Linked DNA regions of Homo sapiens: all the other regions are linked to region 1. A link is a contact called in ENCODE Hi-C or POLR2A ChIA-PET data. All regions are on one chromosome and are shown on one strand. Each heading gives the region's core, a stretch centred on a gene start or an enhancer-like site at or near the end of the contact. The rest is flanking DNA. Distances are from core to core; before and after follow the strand shown.

What was found. A loop is a pair of places that touch in the nucleus more often than their neighbours do. ChIA-PET counts read pairs that join two places held with the same protein, here RNA polymerase II (POLR2A). Pooled maps may share reads with other maps.
Region 2: a map of CD8-positive, alpha-beta T cell shows a loop between it and region 1 (5-fold over the local background). The contact joins the promoter of PRPF40B here to the promoter of RACGAP1 in region 1. A Hi-C loop is called at or near these places in 1 of 168 maps with a recorded cell type or tissue (CD8-positive, alpha-beta T cell), 2 of 37 single-sample maps with no recorded cell type and 10 of 50 pooled maps. POLR2A ChIA-PET finds 5 or more read pairs at or near these places in 3 of 52 experiments (BJ, MCF 10A and activated CD4-positive, alpha-beta T cell).
Region 3: a map of ascending aorta shows a loop between it and region 1 (29-fold over the local background). The contact joins the promoter of MCRS1 here to the promoter of RACGAP1 in region 1. A Hi-C loop is called at or near these places in 2 of 168 maps with a recorded cell type or tissue (ascending aorta and naive thymus-derived CD4-positive, alpha-beta T cell) and 9 of 50 pooled maps.
Region 4: a loop to region 1 is called in a pooled map, with 3 times the contacts of the local background. The contact joins the promoter of KCNH3 here to the promoter of RACGAP1 in region 1. A Hi-C loop is called at or near these places in 1 of 50 pooled maps. POLR2A ChIA-PET finds 5 or more read pairs at or near these places in 3 of 52 experiments (activated CD4-positive, alpha-beta T cell, endothelial cell of umbilical vein and naive thymus-derived CD8-positive, alpha-beta T cell).
Region 5: a pooled map shows a loop between it and region 1 (2.0-fold over the local background). The contact joins the enhancer-like site here to the promoter of RACGAP1 in region 1. A Hi-C loop is called at or near these places in 6 of 50 pooled maps. POLR2A ChIA-PET finds 5 or more read pairs at or near these places in 5 of 52 experiments (BJ, CD4-positive, alpha-beta T cell, WTC11 and 2 more).
Region 6: a map of naive thymus-derived CD4-positive, alpha-beta T cell shows a loop between it and region 1 (19-fold over the local background). The contact joins the promoter of FMNL3 here to the promoter of RACGAP1 in region 1. A Hi-C loop is called at or near these places in 1 of 168 maps with a recorded cell type or tissue (naive thymus-derived CD4-positive, alpha-beta T cell), 1 of 37 single-sample maps with no recorded cell type and 8 of 50 pooled maps. POLR2A ChIA-PET finds 5 or more read pairs at or near these places in 1 of 52 experiments (activated CD4-positive, alpha-beta T cell).

The regions. Positions count from the first base shown.
Region 1 is chr12:50,024,097-50,027,489 of GRCh38, forward strand. RACGAP1 (Rac GTPase activating protein 1) reads right to left here and starts at 1,398. Exons shown (of 17, transcript NM_001319999.2): 1 at 1,302-1,398. RefSeq lists enhancers at 1,261-1,350, 3,210-3,393.
Region 2 is chr12:49,621,803-49,624,969 of GRCh38, forward strand. It overlaps PRPF40B (pre-mRNA processing factor 40B), which reads left to right and starts at 1,759. Exons shown (of 26, transcript NM_001031698.3): 1 at 1,759-1,791. The coding sequence starts at 1,789. It also overlaps a transcript of FAM186B not described here. RefSeq lists silencers at 565-614, 1,475-1,974 and an enhancer at 805-894.
Region 3 is chr12:49,566,455-49,569,675 of GRCh38, forward strand. It overlaps MCRS1 (microspherule protein 1), which reads right to left and starts at 1,688. Exons shown (of 15, transcript NM_006337.5): 1 at 1,594-1,688; 2 at 268-387. The coding sequence starts at 277. RefSeq lists enhancers at 984-1,787, 2,138-2,187.
Region 4 is chr12:49,537,473-49,540,679 of GRCh38, forward strand. It overlaps KCNH3 (potassium voltage-gated channel subfamily H member 3), which reads left to right and starts at 1,558. Exons shown (of 15, transcript NM_012284.3): 1 at 1,558-2,020. The coding sequence starts at 1,945. RefSeq lists silencers at 519-638, 1,369-1,548 and enhancers at 866-1,677, 1,678-2,487, 3,132-3,181.
Region 5 is chr12:49,761,577-49,764,652 of GRCh38, forward strand. TMBIM6 (transmembrane BAX inhibitor motif containing 6) reads left to right here. Exons shown (of 10, transcript NM_003217.3): 9 at 128-203; 10 at 1,297-3,076. The coding sequence ends at 1,320. Among named protein-coding and RNA genes, the nearest start is that of TMBIM6, 22 kb to the left of the region's middle. Within about 2 kb of position 1,580, at least 10 of the 41 ENCODE cell types and tissues checked have a DNase peak (open chromatin) inside an H3K27ac peak, as active enhancers do; they include CD4-positive, alpha-beta T cell, where a contact is called at or near this core.
Region 6 is chr12:49,705,913-49,709,030 of GRCh38, forward strand. FMNL3 (formin like 3) reads right to left here and starts at 1,493. Exons shown (of 26, transcript NM_175736.5): 1 at 1,143-1,493. The coding sequence starts at 1,268. It overlaps LOC124902929 (a long non-coding RNA gene), which reads left to right and starts at 1,814. Exons shown (of 3, transcript XR_007063299.1): 1 at 1,814-1,927. It also overlaps the pseudogene COX5BP5. RefSeq lists a silencer at 1,137-1,906 and an enhancer at 1,927-2,076.

The sequences.
Region 1 (3,393 bases), core at 148-2,647:
CTTGCAGTGAGCCGAGATCGCGCCACTGCACTCCAGCCTGGGCGACACAGCGAGACTCCGTCTCAAAAAAAAAAAAGAAATCAGTATATCAAAAAGACCCCTGCATTGATATATTTATCACAGCAGAATTTACAGTAGCAAAGATACGGTATCAACCTAAGTGTTCATCAACGAAGGATTGGATAAAGAAAATGTAATATATAGACAGACATACACCACAGAATACTACTCAGCCATAAAAAAGAATGAAATCACGTCTTTTGCAGCAACATGGATAGAACTGGAGGCCATTATCCTCAGTGAAATAACTCAGAATGTCAAATACCGCATGTTCTCACTTATAAGTGAAAGCTAATCAATGGGTACACAGACATACAGAGTGGAATAATACACACTGGAGAATACAAAAGATGGGAAGGTGGAGGGGGCTGAGGGTTGAAAAACTACGTATTGGGTACAATGTTCACTATTTGAGTGATGGGGACACTAAGAGACCAGACCTCACCACGACGCGATATATGCATGTAAGAAATCTGCACTTGTACCCCCTAAATATACAAAAATTTTTTTAAGTCCCCTCCAAAAGATAAATACTTATTGAATGATTAAGCTACAGGAAAGGCGCCTTCTCTAAACACCTACAATAACTCGGAAAGCTTATTTACCCGACACATTAGAAAGATAATGCTTTCTTAAAAAAAAAAAGGGCTTATCTACCCACCTACCCCCACTTTCCGACACACACCTCTCGGCCTACGGATGAAATCCTGTGAAGAGAAATGTACGTGAAAGTGTACAAGTAAGGCCTCGTTGTTACTGAGGGTAAGAATCAGGATGAGAAGGACAAGATGTCATTGCCTTGCCTTGCCTCCCTAGACATACGAGACCCACGAAGTAGAGGGGCTCCACTGCAGGCCGCCCGGGCCTCTCAAACACCAGGGCTCTTCCCTTCGAAAACGATGGGGTGTCACTCCAACCACTCTTAAACTCGTATCTGACTGAGAGACTCTTGTTTAGGATGACTCCTGCCCTGGTCCAGCCACCACCTCAAAAAGACGCCCCCGGCTTTCCACAAAACCCGGCGCCAAGACAGAAGCCCCCGACCCTCCCAGGCCGCGTCCATTCGACCTGCCACGACCCCCACCCCAGAAAAGCCCGAGTGGAGAGGCTGTGGCTGCCAGCCTGTCCCGCTGTCCCGCTGTCCCGGACCCCCGCGGCGGCCACGGCTCACCACACGAACACTCTGCTTCCTATCACAATCCAGCGGCAGACGCACCTGGTCTGGCACCCCCACTACTCACTTCAGTCAGCCTGGCCCCACCTGGGCCACCCTTCACTTCGCTCCGCGCCTCACCCAACGGCAGAGCAGCGCCGCGCCCACAGCTCCGGTTTGAAAACCTTCACCAACCAATCACAGAGAAATTTATTCCTCCCGCGCCGTCCCTCTACGGTGTGACGTACGCGTCAGGGCCACGCGGAGGTGACGGGAACGGGAATGAGCATGCGCATTCTGACAAAGCGAAGCCAAAGGTGGCCATTTTGACTAATGTCAACGGTTTTTCGGTTTTTTTTGTTTTTTTTTGCGGTGCCCTTTCCGGAAGTCATTCAGGATGCCATATTGACTAAGGGCAAGTGGTACTTCCTGAATGCGAATTATTCTTGGTCTCACTGTCTGCGGGACTAGGGCCCTTGGAAACGATTAACTGAACAATGTCAGCTCTCACAGTAGAATCAGAAGAATACCAGGAGTTAGAACAGCAGTTAGTTTCAAGCACATTCACTGAGCTATATTATCCCTTCCATTGATGTATCCATTCAGACTTTTATTTGACACACATTGAATGAGCCCACATCATCACAAGCACTCCACTGGGAATCGGAAAAATAAAGATGGTATGGTCTCTACTGTCCAGTAGCTACGAATGGAGGCGATAGCTCTAGAAAACAAAAATAAATACAAAATGAAAATAAAATACTATAATTCCATTTAATAAACGTTATTTAGAACTTGGCATTGTGCTAGCACAGGAGCTTTCATGCTTTTTAAAAACTCTGGACCCACAGTGAGAAATACATTTTACGTTGCAACCGGGTAATGAAAACTCTGCTCATCCTTACTACATGCAAAGTACCCAGAACTCACTACTCAACAACGCATGGCTACCCGCAATTTGGAAAAATACTGGCTGGAGCATACAAGAAGCGCTGTGGTTTAAAGGAAAGATCACTTACTGTCACATTGGTCCTTAATTTAAAAAAAAAAAAAGAAAAGAAAGATCACAGATTTGGGGGAGGGAGATTAGGGAGATGTTGGTCAAGAGATATAAAATTTCAGTTAGAGGAAAATTTAGATCTATTGTACAACACAGTGACTGTAGTTAATAACAAAGTATAATGCATTTGAAAATTGCTAAGAGTAGATCTTAAATGCTCTCACCACACACCTCAATAAAGTATGTGAGGTAATGGATATATTAATTCGCTTGATTTAGTCATTCCACAGTGTATACATACATCAAAACATCACCATAAATATATAAAATTGTATTTTATCCAAAAATCACATCACAAATTTTGTAACCCGAAAATTTGACTCCACTTTTATTTTAGAGACAGGGTCTTACTCTGTCACGCAGGCTGGAGTGCAGTGGCACAATTATAGCTCACTGCAAATATGAACTCCTACACTCAAGGGATCCTCCCTCATACCTAGGACTACAGGCACATGATCAAGGTAATTCTTTTGCTTGTTTGTTTATCTTTTGTAGAGAAGGGTCTCACTATGTTGTCCAGGCTAGTCTTGAACTCCTGGCCTTAGGTGATCCTCCCACCTGAGCCTCCCAAAGCACTGGGATTACAGACAGTAGCACTCCACCTGGCCTTGAACAATAGCAGGCGTTCGGCTGACCCACCCATATTATCACTTTTTAATACTTCTGTACTTCACTTCCTCCAAGTATAATGTAGAAATAATAATCCCATCTCTATCTCACAGGTTTATTCCCAGATCGACTGAGACACAGTGTGGTACACTATCAAAGTTTATACTTGGTAAACTGCAATACAGATTATTATTAATATTATTAAGAAAGGGATGAAGAAAGAAAATATGAACTGTGCATTTGTTATCCCATTTAATCCTCCTAACAACCTTTCAAGGTCAGGAGCATTCATTGATTGCATTAGCCTGTGCCTGCTTAGATACCTATAATAAAATGAAATAAGTAGTAGGACAAAGACATGTATAAAGTACTTTAGGAGCACAGACAAGGAAGCAATTAATCCTATCTGGGGAGTGGGAGTGTTAAAAAAGCCTGCAGAGACTGATCTGAGCTGGGTCTTGTGTGAATAGGAATTTACAGGAGAGAAGGGAATGGAAAATTACTGGCAATA
Region 2 (3,167 bases), core at 509-3,008, 400 kb before region 1:
CAAATCCCCTTGGACCCCTTGCCCTGTGGGGAGGGCTGCAGCTGGGGGAAGGCCGGAGATGTGAAGGTAAATGCCAGAAGAAACAGCTAAAAGAGGTGAAAACGTTGCCTCCAGAGAGGGGAAGACGATGGGGGCAGGGCTCTGCTGTTTGTCTTAACAAATCTGGTACAATTATTCGATTCTATATGTGTGTACATGTTCTAAGAAATATTTCATTAAAGAAAAGAAAAGCATTTAAAAAATAAAAATGCAATTCATGAAAGTTCACGGAACCTCTGGACCACTTCTGCTATACTTAGAGATCTCAATAATAGTTTGAAAATCGCCCCAGCTGCGCTGGCATCGCGGCAGCCCCCGGGGGAAGGTGGGAGCGGTGGAGAGGCCGCCGGTGGTCCGTCCTCCTCCCCCCGCCCGCCCCCTCCATTCCCCTCTCCTGCCGCGGCGGCGGCTGCGGGCCGCGCGCCAGTCTCCTCACCCCACCTCCCCCAAAAGTTTGAAAACCACAGGACCCAGCGTGGGCAGTACAGGGAGACGTCGTCTCCAAAAAGTTACAAAATTAGCCGGGCGTTGTGGCACACGCCTGTAGTCCCAGCTACTCGGAGGCTGAGGGAGAAGGACCGGTTGAGACCAGGAGGCTGAGGCTGCAGTGAACCCTGATTGTGCCACTGCACTCCAGCCTGGGTGACAGATCAATACGCTGCCTCAAATAAGAAAAGAAAACCGCAGAGCTGGGCCTTCATTTGAGACCATGTGGGTATCATTTTGATTAAACCACAAAGCATTTTCTCTCTACAGCAGCCCACAAGGGTGAATCCCACTTCCTTTTCCTCCCAGGTGTCACCTCTAACTCTTCGTGTCAGGAGTTTTTCTACCTCTCCGGAGTTCTTTGGCTCTCAGGAACCTAGCACGGCATCACGCGAGTCCCGGCTCAGGTGAGGGGGGAATAAAGGGAACAGGAAGCGCCTTTTGCGGGGCTTTGCAGGCTGGCGGTCAGCGCCTTTCTGCACCCGTGTGCCTGGGGCCTGTCACTCTCCAGCCCCAAGGCCTTCAGCGCATTCCCCGCAGAGCTCCAGGTTACAGTTTCCTCAGCCGCACAGCAAGCATGTACCTCACATTTTTAACTTCTGTCAAAGAGTGGGCCCTGCTCTCATGAGTTCAGCGCTCAGTGGGAGCCAGGTCCCAAAAGTGAACTTCAGGGTCACGCGAGAAGCACGTGTACGCCCCACAAGGGCGTGATTTCGGGGATTTGTCTTTTTTTTTTTTTTTTTCCAAGCTGCTGTGTGCTCAGTCCCTGAGACAGACCCTGCCACCTCACAGGTGCTCAACAAATAGTTCTGGAGTTAACTAACTTAAAAGTACTGTAAAAGAGCTACACAGCAAATTAAATTCGCTGTGCAGCGCAAAGGCACCCTACACACTGCGTGAACGCTTCGGCTCCTGGAGCGCCGGCGACTGCGAAGCCAGGACGCAGGCAGCGGGGAGAGGCAGAGGCGCCGGCCCCCGACCGTCAGTCAGAGGCGGGAGCAGGCGTGCCCCGCCCCCCGGGGGGCGGACCCGGGACGCGGCGGCGCGGGGGCGGGGCCTGGTTCTCCGTGCCGGGGGGGCGGGGCCGGGACCGAACACACCGGGCCGGTTGGGGCCCCGCTCGCCGGCGGGAGCCACCGGAGCCCCGGCCACGAAGGGGTGCGACCCCCCGCCGGCCCCGCCCTCCCGGCTGCGGCCTGGCCAATCAGAGCGGCTCTTACTGGCGGGTGGGCTGAGCCGGCCCAGCTGCTCGGAGGCTCTGGCATGGTAACATCCCCGCGCGGGGGTGGAGGGGCTCGGGGCGGTCCCACAGCGCCCCCTGCGGCCCGGGCCGTGGCCGATGGGGCGGGGAGGCCGCTGGGGATAGCTGGGACCCCGGGGAGGGCGAGGGAGGCCAAGGGTGAGGGAAGAGAGCCCGGGAGGGGGGATGGGGGCGGGGACTGGGGGCGAAGGGGCGGGGGAGGCCATGATGGAGCCTGGCCGGGGGCGAAAGGTGCGAGAGTGGCGGGACTGGGTGAAGAGTGGGATTGGGAGAGGTGGGGGTGGGTTCGCGGAGAAAGATCGGGAAAGAAGAGAGAGGGCGGAGATGAGGGGACTGAGGGGACCAGGGGACAGGTGGGGACCAGTTTCCCCTCCTGGGATATTTGGTGTGCGACATGCCCTTCCCCCAGCCCCAGCGCCCGTTCCCTTTGGAAGCCTGGGTGCTCCTCAGACCACTTGGGGACTCCCTGCTTCACCTTCCTGCATTTGCAAGAGCTTGTCTCCTGAGGTGGAGAGGGGGCCTCTGAAGAAAGGGGCTCCCAGCCCAGGCCATCAACAAACTAACGACTCTGTGTGACCTTGGGCAAGTCACTACCTTTCTTTGGGCCTCAGATTTCCCATCAATTTTTTTAAAAAGGAAATGCATGAAAATTAAATCCCAGATCTCTTCCAGGGTCTAAATGAATAGGTTTTTGAGGAGGAAGTTTAGGAGAATGGGTTTGGTAGGGAAGCAAAGGAAAGGATGAAGATGGAGGCGAGGCCTTGGGCTGGGGCTGGAGAAATCCCCACGGGTGCGGGGGGATGGTAGACAGAAAGCCTGCCGGGCTGGGGCTGGCTAGCCTTATCCTGTTGGAGGGATGGAAGAACTCTAAGGAGAGGAGGAGGTTGAAACCTAACTCCACAATGATGGAGACCAAAAGTAACATTCGCTTCTTCAGAGGGAGAGTGATGAGATGGCAGGATCAGAAAGAAGCAACAGGGGCCGGGCGCGGTGGCTCATGCCTGTAATCCCAGCACTTTGGGAGGCCGAGGCGGGCGAATCACCTGAGGTCAGGAGTTGGAGACCAGCCTGACCAACATGGAGAAACCCTGTCTTTACTAAAAATACAAAATTAGGCGTGGTGGCCCATGCCTGTAATCCCAGCTACTCTGGAGGCTGAGGCAGAAGAATCACTTGAACCCGGGAGGCAGAGGTTGTGGTGAGCTGAGATCGCGCCATTGCACTCCAGTCTGGGCAACAAGAGCGAAGCTCTGTCTCAAAAAAAAAAAAAAAAAGCAACAGGAAGATACTTTCTAGTAAGGCAGATCTTTGGGGAGCAAGAGGAAGAGTAGGGCTGGTCCAGGAAAGTTGGAAACTAGGATGGTCTTTGAAACGGAAGGGC
Region 3 (3,221 bases), core at 438-2,937, 460 kb before region 1:
GTGCTCAGGTCAGACTGGTGATGCCGACACGCTGGGCTCTGGGCATAACTGCTCCCTCTGCCATCAAAATGCAGCCGTGCTAAAGAGCAGCAGCTCAACAGCAAGTCAGTCAACTGTGGCTCTGCCGACAGGTACATGGGTGGTGCTGGCCCAGGGGGAGGTGGCAAGGCCTAGCCAGGACCGAAAGACACACGTGCCAGGCACAGAGTGGAATCAGCAGATGCTTGGCGCCCGAGCATTTGGGGAGCTGTCCCGGCCTCATACTACCTTTGTCCATCCTCTTACAGTCCCAAAGCCACTGGTTCCAAACCACCGGGCTAGGAGGAACGGTCCCACAGGCTCATCCAAGGATTCTGACCAGGTGAGCTTAAAGGCTGAGAGGAGATTCTGCAAAGGAGAAATGAGGCTCCCTGAGGCTCAGATTTCCAACTGGCCAGCCTCACTTCCTTATACTGGCTCAGGTCCCCCAGGGTCCCATAAGCTAGGGAAGACATAAGGACAGGAAAGAGGCATAAGGCCCCACTCTGCCAATAATAGCCTTAGACATCAGTCTTGTGAAGGTCACTGGCACCTTTCAGAGTATGATAACAGCTATGGACTGCAGAAAAGGGTGCAAACACATACTATTTTAGAGGGTTCATAGACCCTTTAATTCTACTGGTATCTCCTAGGTTAAGCGCCTTGACTATAAACTAGCAAGAGACAAGGGATTCTTTGGCCCACATTTTTCTTTACTTCAGCTGTCCACTCAGCTCAGCAGCACCAGCCTTCCCCTCCCAGGCCAAAGCAGGAAAAAAGAAAGGGAGACAAAACTCCAACCAGTCCATCTCGTTTTTTTTTTGTTTTTCTTTTCCATTTGGGGTTTTTACTGAAGATTTAGTAAGTGGTATTTCCATGAGATACCATCTCGTGGAAACCAAAAACCACTGTTTGGGAACTGCGTGATTATCAACCACGCTGTGCCCCAACAACCCCTAGAGAACCCAGGTACTGGACTTTCTCGGGGCGCTCCTCTCGTGAGTCCCCACTTCTAACCAGGGTGGCTCTTAGCTCAGTGTTCTAGCCCTGTCCCCAGGTGAGCCTGTCGCTCTCCGCTCCATAGGCTACGACTAAGAATCTTGACATCTGAGGAGAGGGCGAAGGGGCCCGAGCTTGCCGGCAAACTGAGGTAGGGTCTGTGCCCCTTCCTTACCGGACCCTCCGCCCCTCGTTCTCCCAAGAGTGCACACCCAAGGTAGGGGATCGGTCCAGGTCTGTCTCAAGAACTCGGGGTAGGAGCATTGATGAAGTCACCTCTGCAACTCAAAGCAGAGCACCAAGTAGCCTTGGTTTGAGACCCACAGGCTGGTGGCTGGGGAGGTGGGGGTAAACTCGCAAGCCCATTCTCACCCCACGGTCTCCATGCCTTTGCGCATGCGTAACACTTCGAGCCAGATTCTAACCCGGTCCGGCCCACGCATGCGCAGCTTTTCGGGGCGCCACTGGGGCGGGGCCCCAAACTTGGGGGGTGGTCGTCCCCGGCGGCACTCTGCAAAACTCCATTTCATCCCCAACTCCTCTGAGAACCCTCAGAGGCGAACCGCGAGGTCTCACCATTCCTAGACTGCCAGATCCAACAATTTCTCCGCGGCGACGGTAGCAGCCGCAGGGCCAAAGCCGGCTTCCGTGAGGTACGTCTACTTCCGGTTAACGAACCAGGGGGCTGGCAATCTCTTCCGGTTCGTCTTGGCAACGTGTGTGAAGGGGGCGTGGCCATGGTACGGAAAGTGTAAATATTTTACCAATAGCGGAAAGTAAAGGCTTTCCTAGTTGGGACAGCATATAGGGAAACGTTAAGGATTATAGGCACCGGAGAGGTAACCCGGCTTGAGGGGTTGGTTAAAGGGAAAGGCGAGACTTAGGGCGAGACCGAGCGGGGCTAATTGAGGCGACCCGGGGAGGGGCGGGACCGCGGACTGGATTTCGACTTCCAAATTCCCACGAGGTATAGGAGTCTGAGGGTTGCACAGGACCTTATGCATTGTTTGACTCCTCCAGAGCCTTTAGAGAAACTTCTATCAGGCCCGCCTGCTAGGCACTAGTCGGGGAGATAATGTAGCCAGGGAGATGTGGCGGACAGAAAGGGCAGAGAGGCTCTCTGAGGAGCGGATGGAGGATCGTGGGCCGCTTTACTGAGAAGGAAGAGACCCTGCGAGAAGGAGTAGTGTCGACTTGGTCCCGTCAGCCGGACCCCACCTGGACGGCTGGGGCCACTTGTGGTCGCCGGGAGGTAAGAGAGAAAACCAATGGAAGCACCTTCAGAGGAGAGTGCCTTGGAAGGAATCTTGGGGTGGGAGAACGAACCTGTCGGAAAAATTGGGAATTTGGGGCTGTGAGAGATGTTCCGGAAAACTAGAAAGACTGTTGTCTAAAAGAGGAATTCTGTTTTATGCTTCCTTTGCGAGGTACTAAAGTCTAGCAGCTATAGAGAGACATACTTCAGCTCAGAATAAGAAAGATTCAGTTCCAAAGCTGTCCATCAGAGGTGTCAAGAACACATAACATGGACATTGCTAGGGAATTCAAGTGTCAAATGAGAGACTGGCCCTTTTGGCCCTGACGGTATACTATGGCCCTCTGCTTCGAGAGTACCAACCTCATTTACTGTTCTGTGGACTTGTTTAATGAGTATGTACTTATTTTAACTCCCATGAAAGAGTGTGTGTTTTATTTTTTAACAGGCACTTGATTAAATATATTATGTAAACTTGTGAAAATATCAGAAAACCAATGAAATTTTTTTTTTTTGAGACAGAGTCCCGCTCCATAGCCCAGGCTGGAGTGCAGTGGCACAATCTCGGCTCACTGCAACCTCCGGCCCCCGGGTCTCGGTTCAGGCAATTCTCCTGCCTCAGCCTCCCGAGTAGCTAGGATTACAGGCACGTGCCACCATGCCCAGCTAAGTTTTTTTTTTTTTTTTTTTGTAGAGACAGGTTTTCACCATGTTGGCCAGGCTGGTCTTGAACTCCTGATCTCATGATCAGGCTGCCTCGGCCTCCCAAAGTGCTGGGATTACAGGCATGAGCCACAGCACCCGGCCTGAAATAATTTTTATAAAAAGTGATTACACAGAACATTAATAATATTAATGTTATTAAATATATATGAATTCATGATAACTATTAAAAACATACAAAGGAAAAGACAGTTGAAGGAAATGCACCAGAATGTTAACACATGTC
Region 4 (3,207 bases), core at 308-2,807, 490 kb before region 1:
GGTGATTTCAATTGTGGCCTTATCCTGTCTCAAAGTGAACTGACTCCTAAAATGTCCTTCTTTTTAGTAGACAGCTGGACCGCCGCCTGGAGAGGAAGCCTTGAACGGCTGGGGGAGGGGATTACTTTACAGCCAGGATCCAGCCAAGGCTGGGGATGAGATGGGAGTAGGATCTCCCGACTCCTTAGGGTCACTCCTCAGGGTCACTCCTCGTCCTGGGGACCAGATTCCAGGCTTCACAGGACCGGAGAAGGAGGAGCGCGTCCTCCCTTCCCAAAGCGCCAGCTCATTTAGATACAGGTGCCTGGGGCTTTGGCTCTCGTCGCTGATGAGGGGTAGCATCTTTCTGATGCTGGTGACTGTGAGTGCGTCTCGAGGGATGGGGGTGCTGAGCCTACCGCTTCGCTCGTTAGGGAACAAATTGCTGTTTTGGCCCCGGCGGCTCCTCTGGGCGCGGGCGGCAGCCGCGCTCGCTGGCAAATCGTGGGAGGGAGGAGGAGCGGCGCTGGCAGGCAAGTCCGGGGGACCGTCGCAGCGCGGGAGGCCAAGAAAAGACGGCCGCCCCGGGCCCGGCTCCGCCCCGCCGGGAAGGGGCTCCCTGCAGCCGCCCCAGGGCAGCACCCCGCGCGGCGCCGCGCGGAGCTCTCCAGGACGAGCTGCGTGAGGCGCGGGGCTCGGCCTTCCTCGCTCTCCTGGTGCCAGGACCCGCACGCACAAGGTTCGGAAGTTTTTTCGCAGTGTCTGACCCCTGCCGGTCCCCTGTATTTACCACCTGACCCTCTAGCGCGCTTAGGAGAGGCAAGAGGTGACAAATGCCAGAGGGAAATGGAGGGGCAGGACAAGGGGTCTGGCGCTCCCCTCCCCACCACACACCCTTTCCGCCCACGGGGTCACACGGAGGACGTCTGACCCTTACTCCTAGGGCTACCCACCCTCTGGTTTCCAGGCAGCTCCTGCTTGCGGAGACACCTCATAGGAGCAGCTGGATCCATTTTCCAGAGCGTCAAGTTGAGGATGAGAAAGTCTCGAGGGCCGGGCAGCTGTGCGCGCAGAACCCCCGCCCCATCTGCTTTTAGATTTCCCGGGTGCGGCTGGAGCCCCTCTAGAGCGCCGGCCTCCGCTGGCCGCAGGGCCTTCACCTGCGCCTGTCGCCCTGTCCCCTTGCCCACTGCATTTTCCTCGGGGAGAGCATCTTCCACAGCATGCGTCCCCTGCCCCCCACGCCCCGAGCCCCCCTCCCATTCCGCCGGGGGAGGAGAGGCTGCTAGGAGGCTCTCGGAGAGCCCCCGGGCTGCAGAGAAAGACGCCTCCCCTCTGCGGCTGAGGCCGAGTGAGCCAAAGGGGGCCGGCCGCTCGCCAGTGGTTCTCCGAGGTACGGGCGGGGAGGCCCGCGGGGTGGGATCAGGGCGGCCGCCACCTCCCCGCCCCCGCCGAGGTCCCGAAGGGAGGGGAGCCCTCCGCGGGAGGCCTGTCCCTTTAAGGAGGCGGCCCTGGCTGGGTGTGCCCCGTCTCCATGGTTACCCCGGTGCAGGCGGCGGGCGCGGGAGGGAGGGAGGGAGGCTGCAGCTTCTCCCCGACAGACGGAGGGAGCTGCCGAGAGCCGGCGCCGAGCGAAGCCGAGCGGAAGCCCACCCGCAGCCGACACGCGAGCCGCTGCCGCGGCGGGAGGTGCTGAGAGCGCGGCGGCCGCGGGGCCTGGAGCCCGGGATTTGTGGGCGGCGAGGGCGCGAGGGGCCGCGCGCCATGCTCCGGGCCCCGACGGCGCGGACGCCCCCTCGCGCGCCAGCGTCCGGCGCGACCCCGGATCCCGGTCTGCGCATTGCCCCCCGACGGCTGCGCTAGGGAGCGCGGGGCCCGGCGGGGGGCGGCCGAGCTGGGCGCCCTCCCCCGGCGCGGAGTCCCCGCACCCCGGAGGGATGGGGCGGGCAGCCGCGGGCGCCTAAGATGCCGGCCATGCGGGGCCTCCTGGCGCCGCAGAACACCTTCCTGGACACCATCGCTACGCGCTTCGACGGCACGCGTGAGTCCGACCCTCGCCCACTTGCACCCGGGCCGCCGGACCCTCGCCAGGGCTCCCGCCTTCCCCGAACCCCCAGCAGCCCAGCTTGGCGCCAGCCTATTCTCACCCTCTCCTCCCTACCCGCCCCTCTTGAGGCTGGGGCCATCGTCTCCTGCTAGGCGCTGTTTCCCCGAAGGTTCGAAGGTTCGGGGTCAACACTGCTTCAGGCGAGGCAACAGGGCCAGAAGTCCCTGGGTGTGGGTCCTGGGATGCTCTCTGTTAGCCGGGTCTCGAACCCGAACCTAGTCAGTCTGACCCATCCCACCCCTGCGTCTGGCGCTGTCGCAGCAACTACCCTCGGACTGGTGGGGTAAGGCGAGGCGGGTGAACAGTGCTCAGGGACAGCTGAGAGGGCTCAAAACACAGATTTAGAAAAGAGATTTGCAAACGGAGATAAGAGTAGGCGGCACTCGGGAGAGCACCGTGTGTCCAAGCCCCGTGTCTCATAGCCTGAACCCCCTAGACTTGGGGAGGCCATCTAGCCCCAAGAAGATGGTTTGGGGACTCCCATCAGGACTGGGGAAGTTTGGAGAAGGCGCCCCGAGCTCTGGATCCCCGGTTCTGGGGGCTCTGAGCACAGGGGAAGTGATGAAAGCCCCTCCCTCCTCCTCTCCCTCACATCCCCCGTGGGGCTTCCCAGCTCTCTGCCTAGGTCCTCCTTGGTCTCCGGTTCCTGATAGGGGGTGGGAGCCCAGCCCTGCGCTCTCCCCACTCCGGGCTCCTCCATCTGCTTTGCCAGTGTGCTTGGCTCCTGCAGCCTGCTGATTCAGTGCCCCCCACTCCCCAATACATTCCTGGCTCCTGGCTCCCGTGCTCAGTCACCATTCTTACACCCCCATTCTTGATCACATTCACTAATTCCTGAGCCAGGTCAGGCAGCTAGGGCTAAAACACAGACAGCAGGATGTATGGTGGTCTGGGGTTGCCTCCAGTCTAGGTGTGTCTCAGTGGGAGAAGCCAGACAGCCAACCTGGGTACCTGGCTAGTGGGTGAGCCTGGCAGAAGTAGAGGTGGGGCTGAGGCTGGCCCAGAGCTGGCAGGGCAGTCCTCATTAGGGATTCCCCAATCCCAGCCCTTACCCCACATTGCTCAGGACACCCTCCAGAAGGCACAGTGCCCGCACAGCGCTTCATTCACCGACCTCAGTT
Region 5 (3,076 bases), core at 330-2,829, 260 kb before region 1:
AGTTGGGGGTAAAGTGTGGGAGAAGCTGGCTCGTGGGGGTAGGGGTGGGGTTTATATTCTGCATCTTTGTGGGCTTGTGGATAAAAAAGTCTGAAGTACAGATCCTAATCTGGTTCTTGCCTTTCAGGCACTGCATTGATCTCTTCTTAGATTTCATTACTGTCTTCAGAAAACTCATGATGATCCTGGCCATGAATGAAAAGGTTAGTTAGCCTACAACCCAAAGATGAGACAATAATGGCTCCTGAGCTTGGCATGTGTGTATACTTCAGATTTGAAAACTTGCTCACACACTGTGTTAGGTCCAGGGTAACTGTAAGGCAGGCCACTGAGTAAGAGGTAAGCCAGAAGTCTTCAGTTGTTAGAAAAAAAGCAGCAAGTGAAAAAAAAATTTTTTTAACTAATTCCTGCGTTTAGTATGAAAGGGAAAAAAGCTTCAGTGGCAGTAAACACAACCTGCTACATGAATAATTTAAAGGCTATATAGTTGTGACTCAGAGAAAGGTATTGTGGAGGACGTTGTAAATTTCAGAAGTAGACTAATTTTATCCATTTGTTAATTTTTTTTTCCAAGGAAGCATTCTATATAGGGCTAATGAGTATCTAACGTAGTTGAGTCAAGCAGTGGGGGAAACAAATGAAATGAGCTTTTCTTTATAGACCTTATGGAGCTTAGAGATAGCATAGTGGTAGCGGGAGTAGTTGACCAGATAGGATTGCTGGCTCTGTCTGGGCTATGCCATGGTTGGACTGAGCACTAGGCAGATGTACAAGTTTCAGAACAAGCAACTGAATTTTCATTCCTTAATACATTGGGCTTCCATCCAAGATTGAATGAAGAATTCTGCTGGACCAAATTATTTCTGAATGTCAGTTTATGCCAGAGTCATGCTCACTTTGCAGGGTGGAGCACTTCTCGCGCCTAATGGTTGGTTGGTGGTCTTGGCCTCTAGTTTCACTCTTTGAGGATAGAGTGCCATCTGCAGCCTTCACTGTTGGGATCTGAGCTGTAGTGGCTGTGAATAGCCTAGAGTGGTCAGGCAGCCCACCTCGGCACTCCTGGGGTGGGGGTGGGGACAGCTGCTTAACCTTTATTCTTGGTCGGTCTGTCGGCAACTTTGGGAACCACCAGTAGGATGTGGTTAAGATTCAGTTCTTGCTGAGCTAAGGAAGCATTTCTCATTTCTTTTTAATTGTCTGGCTCACTTCTAGTCCCTAACTAAATGCTCACTCAAGAGTTTTAGCTTGAATGTCAAATGTCAAAAAATTAATTGGGTGATTTTTCTCCATTTCTAGGATAAGAAGAAAGAGAAGAAATGAAGTGACCATCCAGCCTTTCCCAATTAGACTTCCTCTCCTTCCACCCCTCATTTCCTTTTTGCACACATTACAGGTGGTGTGTTCTGTGATAATGAAAAGCATCAGAAAAGCTTTTGTACTTTGTGGTTTCCTCTATTTTGAATTTTTTGATCAAAAAACTGATTAGCAGAATATAGTTTGGAGTTTGGCTTCATCTTCCTGGGGTTCCCCTCACTCCCTTTTTTGTCAACCCCATCTGTAGCCTCTTCCTCTACTCAGGCAGTCGACCCGCCACGATGAGAAGTGGGACCAGCAGAGGGCGCCAACTTCAGGAGTCCGCTTTCCCACCAGGCTTCATTCACCCAGTGGACCTGAACTGTTTGGTAGAGCCACCCGGCCCTTCCTTCCTCATTGTTGTTTGGTATGCGCACAGTTCCTGTGGGACTGGGCCGTGAGTTTTCCATTGGAAAGAAGTTCAGTGGTCCCATTGTTAACTCAGCCTCAAATCTCAACTGTCAGGCCCTACAAAGAAAATGGAGAGCCTCTTCTGGTGGATGCTTTGCTCCCTCTGAGCTGCCCATGCTGGTCTGGCAAACACACCTTTCTGCTTTGCCTTCACAAAAGTAATGTGTTCCCTTTCCCACCCCTTGCCTGACCCTCAGGGAGTCAGCCTGCTTCCATCCATGGGTGGGAAGACTTCAGCACAAAGGAAAGACTAATTCTTGTCAGGCATTTTTGAAAAGGCTGATTATGTGTATCAAGGTACAGCATCGTAGGGTTCCCCTAAACTTGCCCTGTTTTTGTTTTTTTAGTTTGTTATCCCCTTACTGAGCGGCCTCTACTAGGTGGCTGTGATTAAATGTCCCAAGCAAGGATAGGGAAGGGGAATGGTTGAGCCTCTGGAGATCATTGTAACCAATCCTGCCAGACCTGTTTGGGGCAGTGGGGAGCAAACCTAGATAAGGACCTGTTTGGGGCAGCAGGGAGCAAAATCTCCTTTAACAACCAAGCAGTTCCTCATTCACATCAACAGAGCGAGGCTGTGATAACTTAGGAGGCAGCAATCCTAATAGTCCTTCAGTGCATTTTAGTCTGTCTCCAACTGGACACCAGTAGGTAGTGTCAAGCCAGAGATTCGGGGCAGTAGATAAATGTTCATTTTACTGATGCACTTTAGTTTTTGGTCTGTTACCTGTTTTCCAGAAATTTGTGGCCTTTTAGGCGGGAGTTAGGCGACCAAACCAGTGAGAGCCCCAATCCCTGCAGTTTTGTGGCTTCAAGTGTGGGTGGACAGTCCTAATGGGGATCTCCAGCTCCTTCCTGTGGGCTGCCACAGACAGCTACCCCCAGAAGGGTCAATGTTGGGAGTGGTTGTGGCTCTGAGCTGCTCTACAGAGCTTCAGTGTGAGAGGATCGAGCCATTGAAAGCTCATTACCAGTAGGACATAATTTTTGGCTCTCCCTATTCACAACCAGTGCACAGTTTGACACAGTGGCCTCAGGTTCACAGTGCACCATGTCACTGTGCTATCCTACGAAATCATTTGTTTCTAAGTTGTGTTTATTCCTGGAGTGACATGCCACCCCGAATGGCTCACTTTCACTGAGGATGCTGTCCTCTGATTTAGCTGCTGCCTCCAGCCTCTGGCTTGAGAACTTACTAAAGGCACTTCCTTCCTGTTAAACCCCTGTTAACTCTCCATAAATTTGGTGATTCTCTGCTAGGCCTAAGATTTTGAGTTAACATCTCTTGAAGCCAAACTCCACCTTCTGTGCT
Region 6 (3,118 bases), core at 243-2,742, 320 kb before region 1:
CTAATCTCCTTATTCCAAGGCAGATGAAATCCAATAAGGCTGCTAAGTCCACAACTTATCCCTCCTGATGGGCAGAGGCAAAGGCAGAGTCGGCCATACCAACAATAACGCCAGAATTATTACTGCTTCTTAGAAAACTCTTTGGGGAAGTGAGAACTATTTCCCCAAATTTCTCAAAGATTAACCCCGGTTTACCAATGTTTTCGCTCTGCAAAACTTCATTTTCAGCGCAAACATATTTTCTGGCTCCTTCCCGGTGATACCAGCTCAGAACCTCTCGCTTCATAGAGCCACTGACATCAATGTCCAATTCCCACACCAAAGAAGAATCCCAAAGTCAGCTCTAAAAACCCATTTATACAGACCGTTTGAAACCCACAGAAAGACTAAAAAGCACAGGCTAAACAACACAAACCAGTCACTATGGCTTAACGTGAAAAGGGGGGGAGGAGGCGGGATGGTTTGTGTATTGTTTCACTTGGAGAAATACCCCAGTGAAATGGTTTATCCACATGTTCAGCCTTTCAGGCAAATCCACTCTAACTTAGCAGGATGCCTGCAGGCCGTTCTGAAAATAAGCAGAATGGCATACTCTTTATTCCACCCCCTTCAGGAGCTGCCAGCCGCCTCCCCATCCCCCTCTCCCCCCAAACATCTGGTCTGGGCTGGGAGTGGGACCCACTCCCTGGGAAGCCTCCATGTTCGCAGGAGAGGCGGTGTCCCCACTCAGGGAAGCCTGCTGAGGAGCGAGCCGGCCGCGCTTCTGAATTCCCCCCACCCGCGAGAGGCTCCGGGCTGAGAATGCTAGGGACGGGGAGCCTGGCGAAGAAGCGGGGAAACGGGAAAAGGGCAGCAGAAGGGGGAGGAAGAAGGAGGGAGAAGCCTGGTTCCTAGGACGGTCCCGAACTGGGGACTTCTCCTAAGGGTCCAGCGGTGGAGGCGTCGGTCCCGAGATCCCCGACGGGGCTGTCCGGGCCGGCCAGCGGCTGCTCAGAGGTTCCTGGGAAGACACTGGAGGCCGGGATCCGTTCGGGACCCCGACTGAAAGGGTGGGCGGGACGGGGGCCCAGCACAAAGTCCCAGCCCGGGCGTCGGGACCTGAGGGGCGGTACGCGGGGGAAGGGGCTGGGCTCAGCTCTCACCAGCACCAGGGCGAACCTTTCCTCCAGCTCACAGGGCTCAGGCATCGGCATCTTGCCGGGCGGCAGCAACAACGGGACAGAGGGGGGCTCTCCCGGGACCCCCTCGGCGCTCTCCAGGTTGCCCATCGCGGCGGGGCCCCCTCAGGGGCCTCGGCCCCCCACCTCCACGCTCCGGAGCTTTCGGCTCCGCGGCTCCGACCAGGCTCCTCCCTCAGCGCCGGCTCCCCGAGTCCCGACTCCTCGGCCCCGTCGAGGGCGCCGGGGGTTCCCTGGAGTCCCGCTGGCGGGGGCGCGCGGCGAGGGCGGAGGCAGCGTAGCGGACAGCCGCACCGAAGCAAGGCGGACGGAGGCGGCCGGCTCTTGCTCACACCCGCCGCCTCGCCGCGCTCGGCGCGCCGCCCGGGCGCTGCCCCTCCCCGCCCCCCGCGCTCTTTCCCTTCCCCCGCCAACCTCGCTTCCTCCCACCCACACCCGGCCGAGACTCGGGCTTCCCCCGCGAGCGCCGACTGCAGCCCGCGCGACGCGCGCCCCATTCATGCAGGCCCCGCCTCCCGCCCAGAGGCCTCACAGGCGGCCCGGCCCGCCCCACCTGCGCCCGATTGACGGCCGCGTCTGCCAATCACAGCGCCTCCCGCCCTTGACGGCCTCGTGCCGGGCGCCGAGCGCTCCCTGGCGGCCTCAGCCGGCATCGAATCACCGCGGTTCCCAGAGGGCGTGAGGGGCTGGCGTGGACACACCGGGAATGGACCGTACCCTTTTTCAAAAGGAACTCATGATGTATACAAGTAAGTAAAATATTATACAAGGCATGGCGTACAAAACTAACTACAAGAGAAGTAGAAACAAGCAGGATACTCAGAAGAGGGAGAGAGATAGTACCTGTTAAGAGTCGGGGTGAGGGAGATCATAGTTGGACCAGGCATTGAGGGATGAGGAAGCCCTTACCCGACAGAGGCAGGGGAAAAAACGTTTGGGAGGAGAGAAGCTTAACCATCTGGCTGCGTGTGAAAATGGAGAGGCGGGAGAAGAACGCTGTTCTGGGCTCAGTCGGCGGCTGGGTCGTTGACATTTGCGGTGGAAATTTGTTGTCTAGCCGCCATCTTCTTCCAGTGAGAGCACCCCCTTTTCTTTTAGGAAACCACCTCTCCCCTCTTCTCAGTCTAAATGGAGCTGAATTTTATCCCCAGTTCCAAAGGACCGCATGACCCAGGCCCAGTCAGTCACAACATTTTCCTCCTCTACCCATGGACACTGTTTTAGGGATTGTCACTTGACCCAAGCCCAGACAATATGATATATCCAAGGCTTTCTCTGAAACAATCAGGAAAGAGGCACTCACTCTCTCTCCATTTAGGCTGCAAAATTATTAGAATGTAAACCTGCAGCCGCTGGTGGCCGTCTTATCATCACCTGTAACACATCAAGCCTGCTTGAGAATGAAGCCAGCGCAGAGGAGAGAAAAGCTATGAGACAGGACAAAATTCTAATGACATGCCAAGAACCTGGATCTAACCATGCCTGAAGTTATCACCTAGATTTTTAATTCATTTATTCAACAAATATTTATTTTAGAAAGTTTATTCTATGCCAGATACTATTCTGGGCATTGAAGGTACATCTGCGAACAAACAGGATATACATTGTGTCCTCTTGGAATTCACAATCTGTGTAGAAGGAAAGGTAGACAATAAACTAGACGAGTAAAATGTATAGATGTTAGTGATCAGTGTTAATAAAAATAAAACTGAAAGGTGATAGAGATGGAAGAGGCATTAAGATTTTAAATAGAGTTGCTTACTTGGGAGGCTGAGGCAGGAGGATCAATTGAAACTAGGAGGTTGAGGCTGTAGTGAGCCATGTTCATGGCACTCCACTCTAGCCTGGGTGACAGGGTGAGGCTCTGTCTCAATAAATAAATAAACACAGCTGTTGCTTGTCACAGGCATGATGGCTTCAAGGTTAATTTTCAGAGCTGG